Linked DNA regions of Homo sapiens: all the other regions are linked to region 4. A link is a contact called in ENCODE Hi-C or POLR2A ChIA-PET data. All regions are on one chromosome and are shown on one strand. The core of a region is the stretch at or near the end of the contact, and the rest is flanking DNA. Distances in the headings are between cores, read along the strand shown. Region 1 overlaps SPRY4-AS1 (SPRY4 antisense RNA 1). Region 2 holds the start of SPRY4-IT1 (SPRY4 intronic transcript 1). Region 3 overlaps SPRY4-AS1 (SPRY4 antisense RNA 1). Region 4 holds the start of RNF14 (ring finger protein 14).

Evidence for each region. Hi-C counts contacts between places; a loop is a spot of excess contacts on that map. ChIA-PET counts read pairs that join two places held with the same protein, here RNA polymerase II (POLR2A). Pooled maps may share reads with other maps.
Region 1: a map of CD8-positive, alpha-beta T cell shows a loop between it and region 4 (31-fold over the local background). The contact joins the enhancer-like site here to the promoter of RNF14 in region 4. A Hi-C loop is called at or near these places in 3 of 168 maps with a recorded cell type or tissue (CD8-positive, alpha-beta T cell and naive thymus-derived CD4-positive, alpha-beta T cell), 4 of 37 single-sample maps with no recorded cell type and 12 of 50 pooled maps. POLR2A ChIA-PET finds 5 or more read pairs at or near these places in 11 of 52 experiments (CD4-positive, alpha-beta T cell, Caco-2, GM12878 and 7 more).
Region 2: a pooled map shows a loop between it and region 4 (4-fold over the local background). The contact joins the promoter of SPRY4-IT1 here to the promoter of RNF14 in region 4. A Hi-C loop is called at or near these places in 5 of 37 single-sample maps with no recorded cell type and 11 of 50 pooled maps. POLR2A ChIA-PET finds 5 or more read pairs at or near these places in 2 of 52 experiments (MCF 10A and WTC11).
Region 3: a loop to region 4 is called in a pooled map, with 4 times the contacts of the local background. The contact joins the enhancer-like site here to the promoter of RNF14 in region 4. A Hi-C loop is called at or near these places in 4 of 50 pooled maps. POLR2A ChIA-PET finds 5 or more read pairs at or near these places in 4 of 52 experiments (AG04450, WTC11, activated CD4-positive, alpha-beta T cell and 1 more).

Annotation. Positions count from the first base shown.
Region 1 is chr5:142,353,940-142,358,803 of GRCh38, reverse strand. The region is part of intron 3 of SPRY4-AS1 (SPRY4 antisense RNA 1); the gene reads right to left. Among named protein-coding and RNA genes, the nearest start is that of SPRY4-AS1, 31 kb to the right of the region's middle. RefSeq lists a silencer at 1,454-2,103 and enhancers at 2,141-2,942, 2,943-3,744. Within about 2 kb of position 1,728, at least 34 of the 41 ENCODE cell types and tissues checked have a DNase peak (open chromatin) inside an H3K27ac peak, as active enhancers do.
Region 2 is chr5:142,316,869-142,321,875 of GRCh38, reverse strand. It overlaps SPRY4-IT1 (SPRY4 intronic transcript 1), which reads left to right and starts at 3,554. Exons shown (of 1, transcript NR_131221.1): 1 at 3,554-4,256. The region is part of intron 1 of SPRY4 (sprouty RTK signaling antagonist 4); the gene reads left to right. RefSeq lists an enhancer at 1,540-2,284.
Region 3 is chr5:142,430,946-142,435,999 of GRCh38, reverse strand. All of the region lies in intron 3 of SPRY4-AS1 (SPRY4 antisense RNA 1), which reads right to left. Among named protein-coding and RNA genes, the nearest start is that of SPRY4-AS1, 110 kb to the right of the region's middle. Within about 2 kb of position 3,384, at least 13 of the 41 ENCODE cell types and tissues checked have a DNase peak (open chromatin) inside an H3K27ac peak, as active enhancers do.
Region 4 is chr5:141,967,416-141,972,073 of GRCh38, reverse strand. It overlaps RNF14 (ring finger protein 14), which reads right to left and starts at 2,969. Exons shown (of 9, transcript NM_004290.5): 1 at 2,907-2,969; 2 at 1,197-1,370. It overlaps LOC124901095 (a long non-coding RNA gene), which reads left to right and starts at 2,294. Exons shown (of 3, transcript XR_007058977.1): 1 at 2,294-2,466. RefSeq lists an enhancer at 2,787-2,936 and a silencer at 3,047-3,186.

The DNA.
Region 1 (4,864 bases), core at 479-2,978, 390 kb before region 4:
TGGGGTGCCTGGATGACCTCTTGCACAGACACAGGGGATTCTGTGGAGAAAAATGCCAACCCCTGCTCCATCATTTCTAGGTGCACGACCTCTCTGGGTACCAACTTTTCGTGGCTTAGGATCAAATGAGAAAACACGTGCACAGCACCTGGCACAGTGCATGGCACATAGCAGGCACACGAAAACATTAGCTGTTAGGAACCGCACGTTTAATATTCAAAGTCAACCCTCCATACATCTCACCAGCTCTTACCATTGCCCCCTAGAGCTGAGAAATCTGAATAGAAGGGCTTGCATTGGACTGGGGCTATTCAGCCTTAGAAATCCAACTCCAGGTAATCGTTTAAAGGAGCCCATTTTCCTATTCAAGTAGAGTGAAAAGAACTCCACCTCAGTCCCCAAGCCACTCAGGACCTCTCATAAGGCTGGCAAAGGGAAGATTCCAGTCTGAGAGCACTGGCCACCTAACTCTATTCCCAGAAAGTGGAGTCCGGCCCAGAGCTCCCTGGAAGTTGAGGTAACAAGACCCAACAAAAATATCCTGTATTCTCTTCACCACCTGTCTCCGCAAGCGAGTAATAAGACAAAGTATTAAAGAGAGACATCACCAGTAATCAGAATGTGGTAACTAAATGAGTCTTTTGTCTTCCACTTACAATGTGCAAGCTGGTCCGGTTCCTCAGCCTCTCTGAACCTGCTTCCTCAACTGTTTAAAGAGAAAAGCAACCTCTACCTCCTGGGGCTGGTCAAAGGATGAAATGAGAGAATTCTGTTCAGCGGTGTCTAGGACATTAGCTGCTGCTTTTAGTTCAAGAAGCCCAGTGCAGCCTATGCCGGAATAAGCATTACTTGCTCCAAAAGAACACTCTGTACAGCAAAGGCAGCCCTTTCCTAGACCACAGACCACACCACTCCAACATGGGCCACAGGTTGGGAGCAAACACTTACTCCACCAGAGGCTTCCTGAAATCTTACAAGCAAATGGAGTGAAAGTAGAAACTGAGACCCAAACAGCTTCTGAAAAGTGGATGCCCGGCTGGAAGTGGTGAGGGACGTTCCCCCACGAAAAAACTTGGACTTGGCAATCATTGCTTTGGACTTCGCAATGTAAATTGCCACTTTTGATGACTTGGGGATTCTAGAATGTTCCGGTCGCTCACTGATTCACAAATATAAGGTCTGGGGTGACCTAAACCTGCATGGTGTGTTCCAAGAGCCCCCAAAGCGTTCCAAGAGCTGGTGACTTTCGGCTCACGTAACTAACCTGGGCCTCAGTTTCCCTCCAGACCCTAACGAAGGAGATAACGGTTGTTGCCTCTACAGGGAAGCTGCGAGGCTAAACGGGGATGGCGCGCTAAGGCGCTCCCTAGACACAGCACGGAGCTCCCCGCGCGCGGTTCCCATTCGCTCCCGGAGAGAAGGGCGGCGCGCGGGCTCACACAAAAGCCCAGGACCTTCCTCCGCTGCAACTGTAGAAAAAGCAACTGGAACGCGAGCTGGGGCAGCGGCCGGGCCGGGGGCTCCTCCCGCAGGCGCCCAGGAGCCGCTCGGCCCGTGGCCCGGCCGGGGAGCAGGCGCCCCGCGGGAGCGCTGAGGCCCCGCTGTGCCGAACCGGGCGGGGGCGGAGGAGGCGGAAGCGGGGGCGGCCGGAGCGCGGTGGGGATGTTTAAAGGAAATTTACAATCATTTCCTCTCTGTGGTTTGGTGACAAATCAACAACATCCTGTTCTTTTGTGAGGCTCCGGGCGCCTGCGAGGCGGAGGCAGCGCTCCGGCTCTTAAAGGGACACACACAGGGCCCCTCTCCCAACGGTTCCCTGCGGCTCCCCCCCAAAAAAATACAGCTTCCTCAAGGCGTCACCTCCGGGGGCGCGCGGCCGGAATGCGGGGGCTGTGGCCGGAGCCGCCGCCAGGCCACGACCTGGATCGCGTCCCTCACCACCCCCCACCCCGCCCGACGGGAGGAGACGGCCGCGGCGGCGGCGCACCAATCTGAAGGACGTCCCGGCCCGGGGCCATGTCCCGCCGAGGGGGTGGGCAGGGGGCGGAGGGGCGTCCTCCCGAGGGTTCCCGTCCCTCCCCCCAACCCCAGGGCAGCTCCGCCGGGCTTCGGACCTCCGGGTAGTTATCCCCCTCCCCCAATCCCCTGGCCTCGAGTTTTGCAGTCCCAAAACTCTGGATTTATGGTTAAAATGTCGACGTACGCACAGGAGGTTTATAAAATGCCAAAGCAGAGACTTCCCGAGCTGTAGAAGTAATGAGAATCAGATGGTCGGGACCAGGAAAAAAAAAAAAAAAAAAAAAAACTACTCAACTGGCCTCCTGGGATTTCGTTCATTCAGTCATTTAATGAGTATGTTTTACTAAGTGCTGGTCACTACTCTAAGCCCCCGCACCGCAGGAACAACACAGATACGGTTCCTGCCCACAGGGGGCTTAGATTCTCAAAAATGAATGAACAGGATTATTTCACATCTACAAGTGCTATGAGTTTTTTAATGGGTCACATTCTAGAACAGCGGCTTTCTGTAGGGACACCTCTCTGAGGGGTCTGACCTGAGGCATCCAAGGATGAAAAGGCAAGGGTGCTAGGAAGAACTGGGTTGGAAAGGTCCAAACATTATTATCAGGAAAGAGCTCAGAAGTCTCATCCCAAAGACCGAGTGAAGGGCAGCCCCAGGGCTGCATTTTCCCCTTGAATACAAGCCTTGATAAGGGGCTTGGGTCCTTCTGCTCTTGCTATATCGCCTGAGCCTTTCCTTTCATCTCTCGGCCTCACAGCTTCCTATAAGGAAAATGAGACACTGAACTAGATACAGTACTTCTCAACCTAGGTGCAAATGAGAATTCCCAGGGAGGCTTTCAAAAACACTGACACCCCTGACCCCACCTCAGACAAAGGGAATGAGGATCTTTGGTAATGGGGCCTAGGCACTGGCATTTCTGTAAGACTTCAAAAGTGAGTTTAGTGTACAACCAGGGTTAAGAGCCACTGACTTAGGGCCGGGCGCGGTGGCTCACGCCTGTAATCCCAGCACTTTGGGAGGCCGAGGCGGGCGGATCAGTTGAGGTCAGGAGTTTGAGACCAGCCTGACCAACATGGAGAAACCCCGTCTCTACTAAAAATACAAAATTAGCCGGGCGTGGTGGCGTGCACCTGTAATCCCAGCTGCTCAGGAGGCTGAGGCTGGAGAATCACTTGAACCCGGCAGGTGGAGGTTGCGGTGAGCTGAGATGGCGCCATTGCGTTGCAGCCTGGGCAACAAGAGCAAAACTCTGTTTCAAAAAAAAAAAAAAAAGAGCCACTGACCTAGATGATATTTAAAGTTTGGGTTTAAAATGCAGTAAGGTGGCTGGGCGCAGTGGCTCACGCCTGTTAATCCCAGCACTTTGGGAGGCCGAGGCAGGCAGATCATGAGGTCAGGAGATGGAGACCATCTCCTGGCCAACATGGCGAAACTCCGTCTCTACTAAAATACAAAAAATTAGCCGGGCGTGGTGGCACCGCCTGTAGTCCCAGCTACTTGGGAGGCTGAGGCAGTGGAATCCCTTGAACCCAGGAGGCAGAGGTTGCAGTGAGCCGAGATCGCGCCACTGCACTCCAGCCTGGTGACAGAGCAAGACTCCATCTCAAAATAAAATAAAATAAAATAAAATAAAGTGCAGTAAGAAGGCCAGGCGCGCTGGCTCACACCTGTAATCCTAGCACTTTGGGAGGCCAAGATGGGCAGATCACCTGAGGTCAGGAGTTTGAAACCAGCCTGGCCAACCAGCCTGGCCAACATGGTGAAACCCTGTATCTACTAAAAATACAAAAAAAAGTTTAGCCAGGCATGGTGGCAGGCGCCTGTAATCTCACCTACTTGGGAGGCTGAGGCAGGAGAATTGTTTGAACCTGGGAGGCGGAGGTTGCAGTGAGCCGAGATCGTGCCCCTGCACTCCAGCCTGGGCGACAGAGGGAGACTCTGTCTCAAAAAAATAAATAAAAATAAAGTGCAGGAAGAGCTATTTCAATTCAGGGCATAATCATCCACGTTCATTGAGTGCTTAGCAGCTGCTATATAATACCCTAAGTAAGCTACATATGTATTTTATCTAATTTAAGTTACAAAGAAAAACCTTACCAACTTAGATATTATTATTATTCCTATTTACAGATGAGGAAACTGGGTACAGGGATGACACAAAATATGGTCAAGGGCACACAGGTATTAAGTGGTCTTGTCTGTATCCTGTAAGCTGAAATGCCATTCCAGTGGCAAGGAACAAATTTCTACCTAATGGGGTTGTTAATAAGGCAGAGTAGCTACCCAGAGAAGAGCATGGGGTGCTATAAGCCCAGGTTGCTCATACATCTTGGACAGAGGCAGCGGACTGGCCTAGATGCCCAGAGTTCAGGTCTTAAAAGAGAGATTGTAACTCAAAGAAAACAGACTTTTATGTTTCTTGGTGCTAATCCTCTCGGTCGTTTTCAGAGATGATTCCCATAAATTGTTAAAGGTATGCCTTGGCCAGACAGAGGAAACATTTGGCAAGGTGAGGAGGAAAAGGAACTCCCTGTGTACCCCAGTAATAACCAGGATAGGATACACTCCCCCACCCTCCTCACTCTCCCTTCTAGGGCCCACCCCATGCCCTTTTCACCTTTGACCACCTTCCCATTTGTGCAGTTCCCTGAGGGAGGACCCAGGGAGAGTATAAGCATGAGCTGGGACAGGTTCCCCAGGAAAGTAAAAGATCTGAGAAACCAAAGATAAGAAGAAAAGGAAGATGATGCATTCCTACAGTGTGGCACTGTGCTGCTGTTAATAATAAGAGAGCTGATAGACCAGAAAGATGCTTGTAATATACAAGGTGCAGAATAG
Region 2 (5,007 bases), core at 2,305-4,804, 350 kb before region 4:
CATCTTCTAGCTCCAAGATTTGTGCCCCCACAGTGTGTTTTTCTGTCCTTGGGCTATCCTGTTGATGAGGGCCTGGGTGTTGGTGCAAAGGAGGCCTAGGAAGGAGCCCTCCCTCTTTATTCAGAAAAGTCCAGTGTTTCTTGGAGAATCATAGTGTTCCATTTGGTTCTAAATCCACAGTGTTTGTCATCTGGCCTCTACTTAGGTGGCAGTTCCCTTGTGATGACAACCTGGCTAAGGATTCTCGCCCAGGCCTCTGAATTTGGAGACAAAGTTGAAAATTTGGGGTTTTGAATGTAGACATGACAGAGTTTTTAAGGAAGGGAAATGGCTAGAGTGGAGAAGGTTCTATCTCAGGGCCGACCTTATCTCCCTGAAAGGAGAAAGCAGTGACTCATTAGAATATGTTTTTGCTCTTTCAAAAGAGCCAGGGGTAGGTGAACAACTTTCAGAAAGCTGTATTGTCCCTTCCAGACCAAGCCAGGGGCTAGAACAGAGCAGATGTGTGACTAGGCAAACCTGCTAAGCATGGCCTTAGCTTCCCCATCTGCACAGTAGAGAAAATAAACTCTTCCCAAGGGGACAGAGGCCAGCAGAGCTGCTAGTGAGCGGCCAGGACTAGGGCCATGCTCATGGTTATTATTGGGCTCCTAGGAGGAGGGCCTAGTTTTAAGGGTGCCCCTTTCCTGCACAGGAGGTGTGGGGTGTTGCGTGATGTAAGAGGGAGGGTATTCTTGGCTCTCGGGGTCTGGGGCCACCCTGCAGATCCGGACAGCTGACAAGGCTGGGGAATGTATCCGGGACATGTGGCTGGGCTTAAGAGGCTCCACAGTTCAGCTGTGATCATGATTGTTCTTTCCAAGGACAGGCCCCAGTCAGTGAAGGAAGCAAGGGCACAGGGGAGGGAGCACAGATGTGCTGGATCTGGCGGAGAAGGGAAGGGGCCCTTCGGGGCAGGTGGCCACTTGCAGAAGAGTGGTTTCCCTTGTCAGTAGTCTTTTTTTGGTTGGGGGAAGGGGAAGTCATTTCCTGCTCCTGTCCCAGGAGTAAGCTAAAATCTATTATTGTAAGTTCATTTCTTGGTGGAGGGTAAGAAGACAAATAATAAGATCTTAGTGTCTGTGGGAGGAAGCCCTGCCCTAGGAGTCTAGGGTTCTGGTCCCACCCAGACCTGGACTTGGCCAGTAGTTCCCAAACTATGCCAGTGGTTAACAGGCTCCTTCTGACTCCTTCTTTACTGACTCTTGGCTTCTAATCCTTCTTTATGGGAATCTGAGCAGACAATTAAGGCGGTAATACAGTGAAGCAGAAACTCGAAGCTGATTAAATAGCCCAAAGCCCAAAGTCCAGCAAGATTCCCACCCTTCCGTGTGCTGGGGCTTTGGAGCTCAGCTGATTGGCTGTGAAAGAGAGAAGAGAAGAGGGTTGGGAATCGGTAATGTGGTGGGATGAAGTGATGAAAAACAACCGTTTTTTTTTTGTGATCTCTGACAGATTGTGGCCAGAGGTGAGCTTCTTAGTGCTGGTGCTGGGGGTAGGGAGGTGGGGGAAGGAAGAAAGATTCATAGACAAATCCAGCTGCCCAAATGCTTTATTCTTCCACTGGGGCCATTCTCAGCAGAGATTGTCTTTCTTTGCAGGGTATAGGGAGGGGCAAGTCCTCTGCTTCCCTCAGCATCCCTCCCCCTCTTTTTAAAGTCCTTTTAAAGCAATAAGTCATTATTTGGTTGTAGCTTAATTAGCTAAACTGGAATAGTGTCACAAAGAACCAAGCAATAGTGGTGGGCAGGCTCTCTGGCAGCCTAGAGACCTTTATTCTGAGTTGTTTAAAGGGTTAAACAGCCTTCACTGAAAGAACCCGCTGAGACTGAATGGGGCAGTGCTTAAACTACCCATTCATTCACAGCCTCTTGCCAGTTTGTCATTAGCTGACCTGTAGCTTTCAAAGTACAACTGTCAGGTTTTCCCAATATTTCCCAACTCACCTCCCTAGGGTAAGTCAAGGGGAGGGTGTGGGTGGGTGGGATTAGGCATCCTGCTCAATTGTGCGGACATTTAACATGCCTCTTGATTCTTTTCAGCCAGCCTGTATTGAGCGGTTTGCAGCCTGATGCTCAGCCCCCTCCCCACAGGTACAAATGCAGTGAGTGTCAGACTGGCTGGTTCTGGGCTCCCAGACCCGCCAAGCAGCAAATACAGTGTTGCGCGTGTTCTGGGGATTTTGATATCCTGCTGATTCAGTATTCTAGGACTCTCTGTGCCCTGGCTCCCTCCCTTCCTCACAGACCTGGGCCAGGGACCCCATCAATGAAGGTACCCTAGGGACCCTTAAGTTCAACTTGATAGGTGGGGAGGAGTAGAGATTCCTTTCCACCCCAGGGTTTCCTTTTGGGGACTGGTTTGTAATAAACTCCTACAAGTGAAATCCATTCAACTATAAGAAAACTAAAAATGAAACCACTTTTAAGACGGGGGATGGCATGTAACACTGAACTGGAGTGAAGAGCACTTGAACTCTGAGCCTTCCTTGAATGAGAGAGATTACAAACCCCCACAGCCTTCACTCTCCACATTGAAAATTCCCCTCCCTGGGGTTCAGGCTGATGTAAGCCCCATCTGGCTTTCCTTCCCTGTTGGTTGCATTGCAGAGCCCCAGGATGTTCTAATGATGTTCCGTGAGGGCTGGAGGAGTCCATGGTTGTGAAAGTGATGGCACTTTCATGCCTTTCCATAAATTCCCAGAGGTTATGGAGGGCTTTTGTAAGTCAGGGCTGAGAGGTTAATATTTCAGCCTCTGAAGCCTCTGCTGTCTTGGTTCAAATCCTGCTCTGGTCACTTGCTAGCTCTATGACCCTTTGTGCTTCCATTTCCTCCTCTGTAAAATGGGTTCTCTCTTGAAGTATGGTGAGGATTAAATGACTTGATTTATGGTGAGAAAATAAATCACTGAGGGCTTAGCACGGAGCCTGGCACCAAGAAATGTTTCGTAAATATTAGCCGCTTCCATAATTATTATTTATTATTATTAGAAGGTTGAGTGGAGGTAAAAGTCCCTTCCCTCTTGCCAGTTCGTAAGAGTACCACCTAAACTTGATAGAGGTGCTTCTTTGGCTAAGTGGAGTGCTGGGTTTGTTTCTCTGTCCAGTGTCTTCCAAATTGGCCATCAGTCTCTTCCAAACTGCTTAAATGAGGCAAAACCTCCTCTCTCTTATTTATATTATAAATCTCTTACTACCTTGCAGGGGAAGCAGGGAGCACATATTAAATTGCACTTAAGATTGTCAGCATTGCTCAGAGTGGAGGGTGGGTGTTTCTCAGTGAGTAGAGATTGATCTACCAAATCAACTGAGAGTTGTTTTTTCTTTTTCTTTCTTTCTTTTTTTTTTTCTTGAGACTCAGTCTTGCTCTGTCACTCAGGCTAGAGTGCAGTGGTGCGATATTGGCTCACAGCAACCTCCGCCTCCTGGGTTCAAGTGACTCTCCTGCCTCAGCCTCCCAAGTAACTGGGATTACAGGCACCTGCCACCATGCCTGGCTAATTTTTGTATTTTTAGTAGAGATGGGGGTTTCATCCTGTTGGTCAGGCTGGTCTTGAACTCCTGACCTCAAGTGATCTGCCTACCTTGGCCTCCCAAAAGGCTGAGATTACAGGCATGAGCCACTGCGCCAGGCCTTCTTTCTTTTCTTTTTTTCTTTCTTTTTTTTTTTGAGACATCATTTAGCTGTGCTGAGGGGTTCTTAAATAGGCAGCTCAGAAAATTGTTTTCCTTTGTCAGCCACATAAATTCAGCAGAGGCTCTTGGAGGGTCCCTGCTGGTGAGGGGTGAGGCCAGCAGTGGAACTCTGATTTGGTTTTTGCTGAGCTGGTGGTTGAAAGGAATCCTACTACATCGGGGTTATAATAGGGAAGATACATTTTAGAATATGCCCAGTGGAGCCATCGGATGCTGCATCGTCCCCAGAGAGCCAAGTCATCGTGGGCCAAGCTCCCATCCCCATGTCTGGCCTCAACTGCAGGCCCAGATGTTGACAGCTGCCTCTGGAGGGTTATGGGAGCCTGTGAATGCCAACATCCCCATTGCCTGCAGCGGCTGCTCCCATCCTGGCTTCCTGGTGGGACTTTTCCATGAATTGGGGAATCTGCTTTCTGATTCCAAGGCCTATTAAAATTTCTGAGCATTGCCCATTTCTTTTGCTTTATCTGTAGGACATGGGCTGTTTTTAAAGAACCTCACAAATGAAAAAAAAAAAAAAAAGTGAATCTGCTTAAGGAAAGGGAGTCTTTTACTTTCTTCCACAGCATGACCAGACCCAATCCTGGTCCTGAGAGACAAAACCCAACTATATGGGGCAATAGAAGCTTCAAACTGCTGCCTACATTGTGTTGGCAGGACCCTGAATATTCCTGACATCGGTTTCTGGAACAAGGGACTCATGTTATCATTGTCCGGGGGTGAGGGTTCTGGCTGGTGCTGGAGAATCTTATCCGTGGCATTTTTAATTCTTAGGCCAAGCCACACCCTTTCCTCCAGGCAGCGTCCTCAGTGCTGGACCTTGGGCTCCTAACCCTGGCCTCTTGCCCCAAACTCATTTATTCTAGAAGCAAGGCTTTGGAACACCTATTGAGAATAAGTGGGCAGGCTGAGGTAGCATTCCCTGGAATTCCTACGTTGTCATCAGCCTGATCCTTGGAAAAACTCCTCTCCATAGATGCTTACTTGCATTCCCTCTCTCCAGCCCTGACCACAGGATCTCCAGGGGAGGCTGCTTTGGCAAGTGGCTACTCTTTGGTGGCAGACCTGCCAGACACTTAAGGTAAACTCTGCCACAAGGAAATCGCCAATTCAAAGGTGATGCTATGGTTTCATCCGAAGAGAACATGGGGGCAGGCACTGCCACTAGGTAGGCTTTCTCCAAGACAGGAAAAACAAGGCGTGTAAAGAAATACCAGCATCCTTTTAAGTAGGCAGGGCCATGGGAGCAAAGCCAATAGTTGATGCCCTGCGT
Region 3 (5,054 bases), core at 2,135-4,634, 460 kb before region 4:
CACACCCTCGTGCAAGGAAGAGCTGGAGTACAAATCCAGGCCTCTCTGGACCAAGGCTTACTTCCCTGGACCAGCCTGTGCAGCTTCCCTGCAGCTGTTCTTTGGGCTTCTATTTTTCTCCATTTACACCCACTTGCTCATGTACTGCCATCTAAAGAAGTGGCTGCTTTCAGATGACCCACCCCACACTGGCCAACAGACGGCTGACAACTTTTGAACAAAGCAAAACCCACACGCAAGTTGCATTTGACATATGCTATATATATATGTGTGTGTGTATGGTTTTTTTTTTTTTTAAAGACTGGGTCTCCCTCTGTGGCCTAGGCTGGAGTTCAGTGGTACAGTCATAGTGAGGTAGGAGGCAGGACTTGACTCCAGAGGTGGGGCTCAGACACCGGACCAGACTGAGAACTAGCAAAAACAGGGCCTGGGTGGAAGCAGCTTTCCAATCAGACACACCCCCTGGTGTGCCGTGGCAACACCTGGGAGTTACCACCCCTTTCTATGGAAATGACCCGATGACCCAAAAGTTACTACCTCTTCCCTAGAATTTTCTGCATAAACCGCCCTTTAATCTGCATGTTATTAAAGGTGAGTATAAATGTTATTGCAAAACTGCTCTGAGCTGCTGCTCTTTGCCTGTGAGGTAGCCCTGCTCTGCAGGAGCTGTCATGGGGCAGTAACACTGTTGGAGCTATAACACTGCCTCTTCAATAAAGCTGTTTTCTTCTACCTCTGGCTTGCCCTTGAATTCTTTCCTGGGTAGCTGGAATTATAGGTGTGCACCACCATGCCCAGCACAAATTTGTTTAAAAACATGTATTTGGGGTTTTTGTTTGTTTTGAGACGGAGTCTCACTCTGTCGCCCAAGCTAGAGTGCAGTGGCACAATCTGGGCTCACCGCAACCTCTGTCTCCTGGGTTTAAGCGATTCTCCTGCCTCAGCCTCCCAAGTAGCTGGCATTACAGGTGCCCACCACCAAGCCTAATTTTTGTATTTTTAGTAAAGACAGTGTTTCACCATGTTGGCCAGGCTAGTCTCGAACTCCTGACCTCAGGTGATCCGCCAGCCTCGGCCTCCCAAAGTGCTAGGATTACAGGCATAAGCCACCGCACCCAGCCTTAAAACATGTGTTTGTTCCCAACGTTTAAAAATTAGAAGATTTTTCATACAAATCCAGATATCTGGCTGGGCCCAGTGGCTCACACCTGTAATCCCAGCACTTTAGGAGGCCAAAGTGGGAGAATCGCTTGAGCCCAGGAGTTCAAGACCAGCCTAGGCAATGTACCAAGATTCTGTCTCTACAAGAAATGTAAAAATTGTAAAAATAAAAACAAATCCAGCTATCTGGCTTCTCTTTAAGAAACAGATTATCTGGTGACATTGGGCCCATATTTTCATGTGGCAACAATTACCTGGAGTTGAGAAGTAGCTGTCCTCTTAGAGGGGCACAAGCTTTCTAGTTCACCATAGTCCCTATCCCCAAATATCCAACAACCAAAATGGAAACTAAGACGTGTGGCCAGCGAAGAAGTCTGCTCTTCAAAACCAGTGGTCATTTTTGTCTTGGGGACAATTGGGAGTGGTGGGGACTAGGGTTAACTGGAGAGTACAGTTTTTCAACTAATGGGGTGCTCCACTTTCCCAGGCTTTGTAGGCATTTGAGTCTCTGACCACATGCTGCTGTTATTTGATCTTATCAGAAGGCAGAGGAGCCAGGCTAGTTGAATATTAATGCCTGGGTCACAGTTTGGGACCACACAAGAATAGTCTCTTCCTCCACACTGCAACCACCGTGTCCCCACCCAGCTCCTGAGTTACTCACCCACTGCCACACAGATCCTAAGTTTTAATTCAGAAGGTTGTACAGCAGGACATCCCAGGGAAGTGGGGACACAGAAGTGCATTTGTCTCACACCATTTGGAAGTAAATACAACCCAAGTGGAACAGGGCTCATGCTGAGGCTGGCTGAGATCTCCAGTGAAACGAGACATTCTTTCAGGGCAACATCCTAACAAAGGAGCCCAGAAGGGAAAAATCTGATTACAGAACTTCCTCTCCCTAGTTGAGGTTTGGCACAGAACAGAAAAATGAAACACACCCCTTGCTTCTTTCCAGAAAAACTCAATATGGAGAATGGGGATATGGGGAGACAGTCAGGAAAATGAACAGGAAGATTCCTTGTAGTCTGCTCTGAAGGCAAGTGGGTGGGTATCCTGGGTCCTTGCTGTTTAGGATGCCAGAAAACACCCAGTATCTCCAAACGCTCTCGAGTGCTCTGCATTCCATCTCTCTCTCATTTCATCGTACTGGATTCTGCCCAGGGGAGAGCAAGCCTTGACTTCCCGACTTCACAGAAGCCACCCACCGTGCACACACTTCCTGAGATTCCATCAGTAACTAGCCGTTCTCTAGAGAACCCTCTACCACTAAAGAGTTAGGCCTAGGGTACACTGGGGTTATGTGATGAGCAACCACAGACATCTTCCCATCCCTTACAAAGTTTACACCCAAGTAGGGGAGACAAACAGGAATCAAATAATCACACACATTCGTACACACATTATTCCAAATGGAGCTGTGTAGTCTGAAGGAAAGAGACACGGTCCTATGTATGCAGATGACAAGGTTATCAGGCATTGCCAGGGTGGGCAGAGAAGGGTAGCAGTTGGCTAGGTGAAGGAGGTGGCACAGGAAGAGCATTCTAGCAGAGGGAACAGCAAATGCCAAGACCCTAAGGAAGCAGGGAGCATGGTGTGCTCCAGGACCTGAGAGAGCTCCTGCAGCTGAGTGTGGGCTGCAGGGGCCAGGCCGCAGGCAAGGAAGTATCTGATAAGCATCTCCACACCTGCAGCATGGCATCATGGCTGTTCCCTCCACTGCAGACTCTGGGTTGAACACTTTCTTCAGTGACCTCACCCAGCTCTCAACACAGGAAGCCCTCAGTAAGGTCAGGATGAATGCGTGTATGAGAAGAACAGTGACAAGGACACACTTTGTGGAGGACAAAAAAGCAGAGGAAATTAACACAAGTTTGTGAATTAAATACACATCAACCAGCATAAAGCTGCAGCAGACAGGTTAAGGTAACTCTAACTTCAGTGCAATAAACCCTGGAGATGTTCTTCTGCAAACTGGGAGTCTTTCCTCTCGGTCTCTGATTCCGAAGCTTCAGGCAGACTGCCAGCATCTTTGTGGCCCTTACACACCTGGCGGCCACCCTCCCCAGACTCTGGCCGGGTGAGCCCAGGCAGGAGGCCAACGAGCACAGGCACCGTGTACGCCTCTAGCTGCATGGGGCCTGCCCAGGAACAGGCAGGGGCCTCACCGCGCCTGCTAATCTGTTTCCTCTTAAGCGTTGGTTTAGTTCCAGTGTGGTCGGCTTGAAGGACCATGAAGCAAAGGTGGGTGGGCTCTGCGGAAGGGGCGCCTGGGGAGAGCAGGTGGGAGGCACACACTCCTCAGCCAGGGGTGGCAGGATTCCCCAGAGACACCAGCCGAAGTCCAAATTAAAAACTGCCGGGGAGGCAATGGGACTACTGTGTGGTTTCTAGGGTGTGATGATGTCACTGATGAAGGGGACAAACCAGACAAGACGAGAGAACAAGAGATGTCCCCACCCACCTCTCTGGAAAGCCAAGCCAAGTCCATGCCTCAGAAATTACCCAGGTATAATTTCAAATAACAAACATAAGTCAGGAGTTTTAAACCACCTTTTCTGATAGCTCTAAATTCTCACAAACACCACTTTGAATTTATCCATCCTCTTGAATTTGTGGAAGAAATTTCATTCCAACCCAGCAAATGGCTTCAGGGGTGCTTCAAACAGAGGCTGGTAATCTTTTTAAAGCATGCCTCAGTTCATGGGGTCCACTTTATCAACTCTCCAAGGGCTTCTCATTGCACCTAAAATTAGATCGAAAAGCCACCACACCATGGTCTAACCCCTGCCCACGGCATCAACCTCCTCTCCTACCTCCCGCCTCCTGCTCACCATGCTGCAGTCAAACTGGCTGTTGCTCAGTGCCTCAACCAGGCCAAACACTTCCAGCCTCCAGGCCTGTGCACATGCTGTTTCCCCTGCCTGGAATGCCACTGCCACCACTGTCACCCCAGACGCCAACTTAAATATCACCATCTCAGAGACAGACCTTTCTTCAAAGCACCCCATGATTTTCCACTTCATCTTTTCTTGTCTCGGGCCCTATTTCTTTGAGACGGAGTCTTGCTGTGTTGCCAGGCTGGAATGCAGTAGTGCCATCTTGGCTCATTGCAACCTCCACCTCCTGGGTTCAAGTGATTCTCCTGCCTCAGCCTCCCGAGTAGCTGGGACTACAGGCGTGCGCCACCATGCCTAGCTAATTTTTGTATTTTTAGTAGAGATGGAGTTTCACCATGTTGGCCAGGATGGTCCCAATCTCTTGACCTCGTGATCCACCCACCTCAGCCTCCCAAAGTGCTGGGATTACAGGTGTGAGCACCGAGGCTGGCCTGTCTCGGGCCCTATTTATCTTTAGAGCAGATGCATGCCTAGGCGGGAATGCTCTTCAGTCTCTCCCAGTATTTTTCACTTTTCTGTAACTTATTTATCCTCAGGCTCTCCCACTAGACTGTGAGCAGCAAAAGGAAAACAACCCCACCTGCCTTGATTCAGATGTTCTCCTATCACCAGCACAGTGCCCAGCACGTGGGAGGTATTCAACTGCTGCTAACTGTTGAACAAACCAGCCGGGTCATCTGCAAAATGACTGTCCTGGACTCCTCAAAAATGTCAACTCATGGGAGAAAAAAAGGCTGGGGAATCATTCTTGATTAAAGCACACCAAAGAGACATGACAATTTAATGCAATATGTATCCTTGATTGGCCTGGGTCAGAAATAAAAACAAACAACAGAAAAGGAACATGATGGAGACAATAAGGGAAATTTTAAAGAAGAGTATTACATCCATAATACATTTTCCAAGTTTGAGAATTCCACTGTTATGAGAACGCAGAGATGCATGCAGAAGTACTGTAGGAGGGAAATGTGACGATACCTGCAACTTACTTTC
Region 4 (4,658 bases), core at 1,720-4,219:
ATTTTGTCAAATCCAAGCAGTCACCAATTTAAAGATTCACCATTATGACTCAAGAATATTTAAAAGATAATAATTTTAAGAAAGATTTACCATTATTTTAGGTAATACTAAGAATTTAGCTACAAGGCCCAGGCACAGTGGCTCAAGTCTTTAATCCCAGCACTTTGGGAGACCAAGGCAGGCAGATCACTTGAGGCCAAGAGTTCAAGACTAGCCTGGCCAACACAGCAAAACCCCATCTCTACTAAAAATAAAAAAATTAGCCGGGCATTGTGGTACACGCATGTAATCCCAGCTACTCGGTGGCTGAGGCACGAGACTAGAGAATCACTAGAATCCAGGAGGCAGAGGTTGCAGTGAGCTGAGATTGCACCACTGCATTCCAGCCTGGGTGACAGAGACAGACTCTGTCTCCAAAAAAAAAAAAAAAAAAAAAAGGAAAGAAAGAAAGAAGAAAGAAAGGAAAGAAAGAAAGAAAGAAAGAAAGAAAGAAAGAAAGAAAGAAAGAAAAAGAAATTAGCTACAATTAAAGTATGAACTGGCTGGATATGGTGGCTCATGCCCGTAATCCCAGCACTTTGGGAGGCCAAGGCAGGAGGATCACTTGAGGCCAGCAGTTTGAGATCAGCCTTGGCAACATAGCAAGATCCTGTCTCTATAAAAAATTAGCCAGGTGTGGTGGTGTGTGCCTGTAGTCCCAGCTACTCAGGAGACTGTGGCAGGAGGATCGCTTGAGCCTTGGATGCTGAGGCTGCAGTGAGCCGTGTTTGCACCACTGCACTCCAGCCTGGGGGACAGAGCAAGACCTTGTCTCAAAAAATAAAGTATGAATCAATGTTTTTTAAAATAGCATCAACTGAAAGATACAGCAATTTCAGATAATTTAAATGTGAAAAAAATATGCAATGAGAATTTACAAAAATCATTTTAATAAAACAAAACTACCAGTCAATTAAAATATTGAACTACAATTGCATTTGCAAATATCCTCCCTCACAACTAAAATATTTTTAATTAAAATGTACATAAGTAAAAAGTTAGGATTTTTTACATTTTAAAAGGTCATACTATGAAATTAAAAATGATTTCATTTTCAAAAAACACTTTTTTTCTAGGAGATGTTAGTTCATGGCTCTGCTTAAGCTGCATCCCTATCTAAGACACAATTACATGTTCTACTTGAGGTCAGTTAGTACCTGTTAATAACAATCAGAAGAAAAGGATATTAACACCGCAGTCTGTATTTCAGCTCAGAGTGGAGTTCATGCAAATCCCATTTATTCTCTAACTGGTGGAGCTGAGACTGCTGAAGCTGGGTAAGAGGCCAAGATGTGGAACTCATACTACATATATTATGAAAATCCTGCCATCTGCAGAAAAGAAATACAAAAGATGGTGTTAGGACCCTCTCCAAATTAAAATTCTGAATTTCCATGATCACTGCTTAAGTCAAACATATCCTAACATATAGCCAATCCTAATCTACAAGTGCATGTTACTCTCCTAGGGCAGGCTAACTGAGCCATGTGGTTAAAGGAGTATTTGCATGTCCCCAGCAATGACTGAGGACTTTTTATCTGTCTGCCCTCAGCTATGGGAGGAGCTAAGGAGGAACACCAAGGTCATATGAAAGTACAGGACACCATGCCCCATAACAAACAATCTCTTCAGTTTGTTTTTTGTTTTGTTTTTTTCTCCTTTCCTCTTCTGCTTCTTGTATTCCTTCATTTGCCACTCCCCTCCAGTTTTTCCTCTCTTGTTCATGAATTAAGCCTGCCAGTGGCACTCAAGGTTAATTTTGGTAACAGAAAAATACTTAAACAAAACAAGAGTACACAAACACAAACTTTTAAGTTTTATTCTAAATGCTTTAGAGCTAGGCTTCTTCACTGGGGTGAGGGGAAAAGGGAGTGTGGTCTATAGATGGGCTACGGAGAATCCTATCAACACCCTAAAATTATATGCAAAAATACTATATACAAAACCATAATTAAAAACCAGATTCTCGGATGTGTAACTCCCAAATGAGATAAGAATGAGATTCAGAATCAATTTACATTAATTGAGCACCTACTATGTACTGTATTAGGTCCTTTCACATTGTCTTATTTTACTAGGTGGGAGTATATGGTGCTAATTGAATTAAGCTTTTTGTTTCTTCCTGTTAAAACATTTGCAAATGGGATGAGAGATTCATTCATGCAGTTTATGGTTTTAGGTTAGTGTTCTCCATCTGACTGCACATTAGAATCTTCTGAGGAGCTGTTTTTTAAAATCTCAATACCCAGGCCACACCCTAGAACAATTAATTCAGGCCTCAGTAGTTTTCCAAGTTCTCCAGGTGATTCCAATATGCAGCCAGGGCTAAGAACTTCTACTCCAAGCAGTTTCAACAGTTCCTCATGACCTACCCTACAAGATTTCAGCTTGTGAAGCTGTCACTTGGAATCCAGTACCTCAATTCAGGTTGCTAACCCCCATTTCCTTCTCACTCTATCCATTTGGTCTTCGGGTGTCCTAGTCTGGGTTCAGCTCGCCACTAGGCGTGCGGCGTCGTTTGGGCGACTGCCCCAAAACAGGGGCAGGCCCAACGCTAGCTATCCGCCCCAACGCTGGGATCAGAGGGCGCAATGCGGATGTGTGAGCTGCTGGCCAGCCTGGGGCGTCCCGAAGGAGCAGGGCCCACACCTTCCCCTTCCTCCTCAGCGTCCCGAAGGGAGTCCCGGCCAGCCGAGCTGCGGACGCCCGGTCCCGGATTTGAGGGACTGAGGCCCAGTGTACAGTCCCAGCCCGGTCCCCTTCTCTGCCTCGCGCGCCCAGAGAGCTATCCCCACCGTACCTTCCGGCCGCCCGGCAGTGCCGAACCCCAAAGTTCCGCCCTCCGCCCTTGCCTGGGGCCCACTCACCGCCGCCAGCCGACCAGGCCTAGAGACGCCCTGCTCAACCGGCGCGCCGCCTCTTCCGTTCTCGGGAGCTGTCAGCTGAGCCAGGCGGATCCCGCTGGCGCGACCGCCGGCATAGGGAGGACTCTGCGCAGCCGCCGTGGTCGCCCCTGCCTCTCGGGCGCCTCCCGCAGGCCCAAGGCGGCGCTGCCGGCGCGACCACCGTCACCCCCACTTACTGCGAGCCCTGTGCTCACAGGAGGCTCTTTTCAGTAGTTCTGATGGGGCCCGAGAATTCGAATTTTTACCAATCTCTAGAGGGGATCATGAGGCAGTGGTCTACCTAGGGCAGAGACTCTCACAACAATCCCAGACCTGCTTCTCCAAGTGGACTAAGCAAGCCTACTTCCTCCCGTTTACCTTCTCAGAAATGCTGCCGGTCTTTCTGGCACTCCACTGTGGAAGCACGCATTCATCGCTCATGTTATAACTGTAACACCGACCGCATTTATCGAGTAGTTAGGATGCTTCAAGCAGTGTGATAAATGCTCTACGTAAATTTTCTATCTTCACTGTAATCTTATGATTTAGCTACCATTTGTTATTCTCACTTTACAAATAAGGAAATTGAGACTTAGGTGCAAGAACTTACCAAGGGTCACATGATTATCGTCAGGCTAAGCAGGAATTAAAATTATACACTTCCTTCCTCACACCATATGCAAAAATTAACTAAATATGGATCAACGACCTAAATGTAAGAACTAAAACTATAAAACCCTTAGAAGGCCGGGTGCGGTGGCTCACGCCTGTAATCCTAGCACTTTGGGAAGCCGAGGCGGGTGGATCACGAGGTCAGGAGATCGAGACCAGCCTGACCAACATGGTGAAACCCCGTCTCTACTAAAAATACAAAAAATAAGCCGGGCATGGTGGCGGGCACCTGTAGTCCCAGCTACTAGGGAGGCTGAGGCAGGAGAATCATTTGAACCCAGGAGACAGAGGTTACAGTGAGTCACTGCACTCCAGCCTAGGTAACAGCGAGACTCCGTCTCAAAAAAAAAAAAAAAAAAGTCAAACACAAAAAGCCATATATTGTTTTTAATTTATATGAAATGTCCAGAATAGGCAAATCCATAGAGACAAAAAGTAGTTTAGTGGTTGCCAGAAACTAAGGCAGGAGGGAATGGGAAGTGACTGCTAATAGATACCGCTAATAGATATGGTGTTTCTTGGGTGATGAAAATATTGTGGAATTAGAGAGCAGTGATAGTTGTATAACTTTGTGAGTGTACTAGAAACCACTGGATTGTATACTTTTGAAGAGTTAATTTTATTGCATGTGAATTATGTCTTAATTAAAAAATTTTTTTAGGTACAAAGCACCGTTCTCAGCGCTTAAGTGGAATACAGAAATGTTGGCTCCTTCTCCTGGGACCCATCAAACTAATGTGCTCCTCACAATCTAATAAGCTCCTGTGTCCGCTTTTTCATATATTTCTTCCTCCAAAAGAGTAACTTGCAGAGCTAAGACTCTAACCCAAGCCTACAGGATTCTAAAGCTTTTACCACCATTGCCTCCCGGGCAGGATTAGATTCATGGGCCAGCAACCCGTGCAGTCACATAGGGCCCTGCACTTAGAAGGGCCCCAGATTTAGAAGTGGCCTGCTCTTAAGAATGATACAATGGACTTTGGGGACTTAGGGGGAAGGATGAGAGGGGGACGAAGGATAAAAGACTACAAATAGGGTGCAGTGTATACTACTCGAGTGATG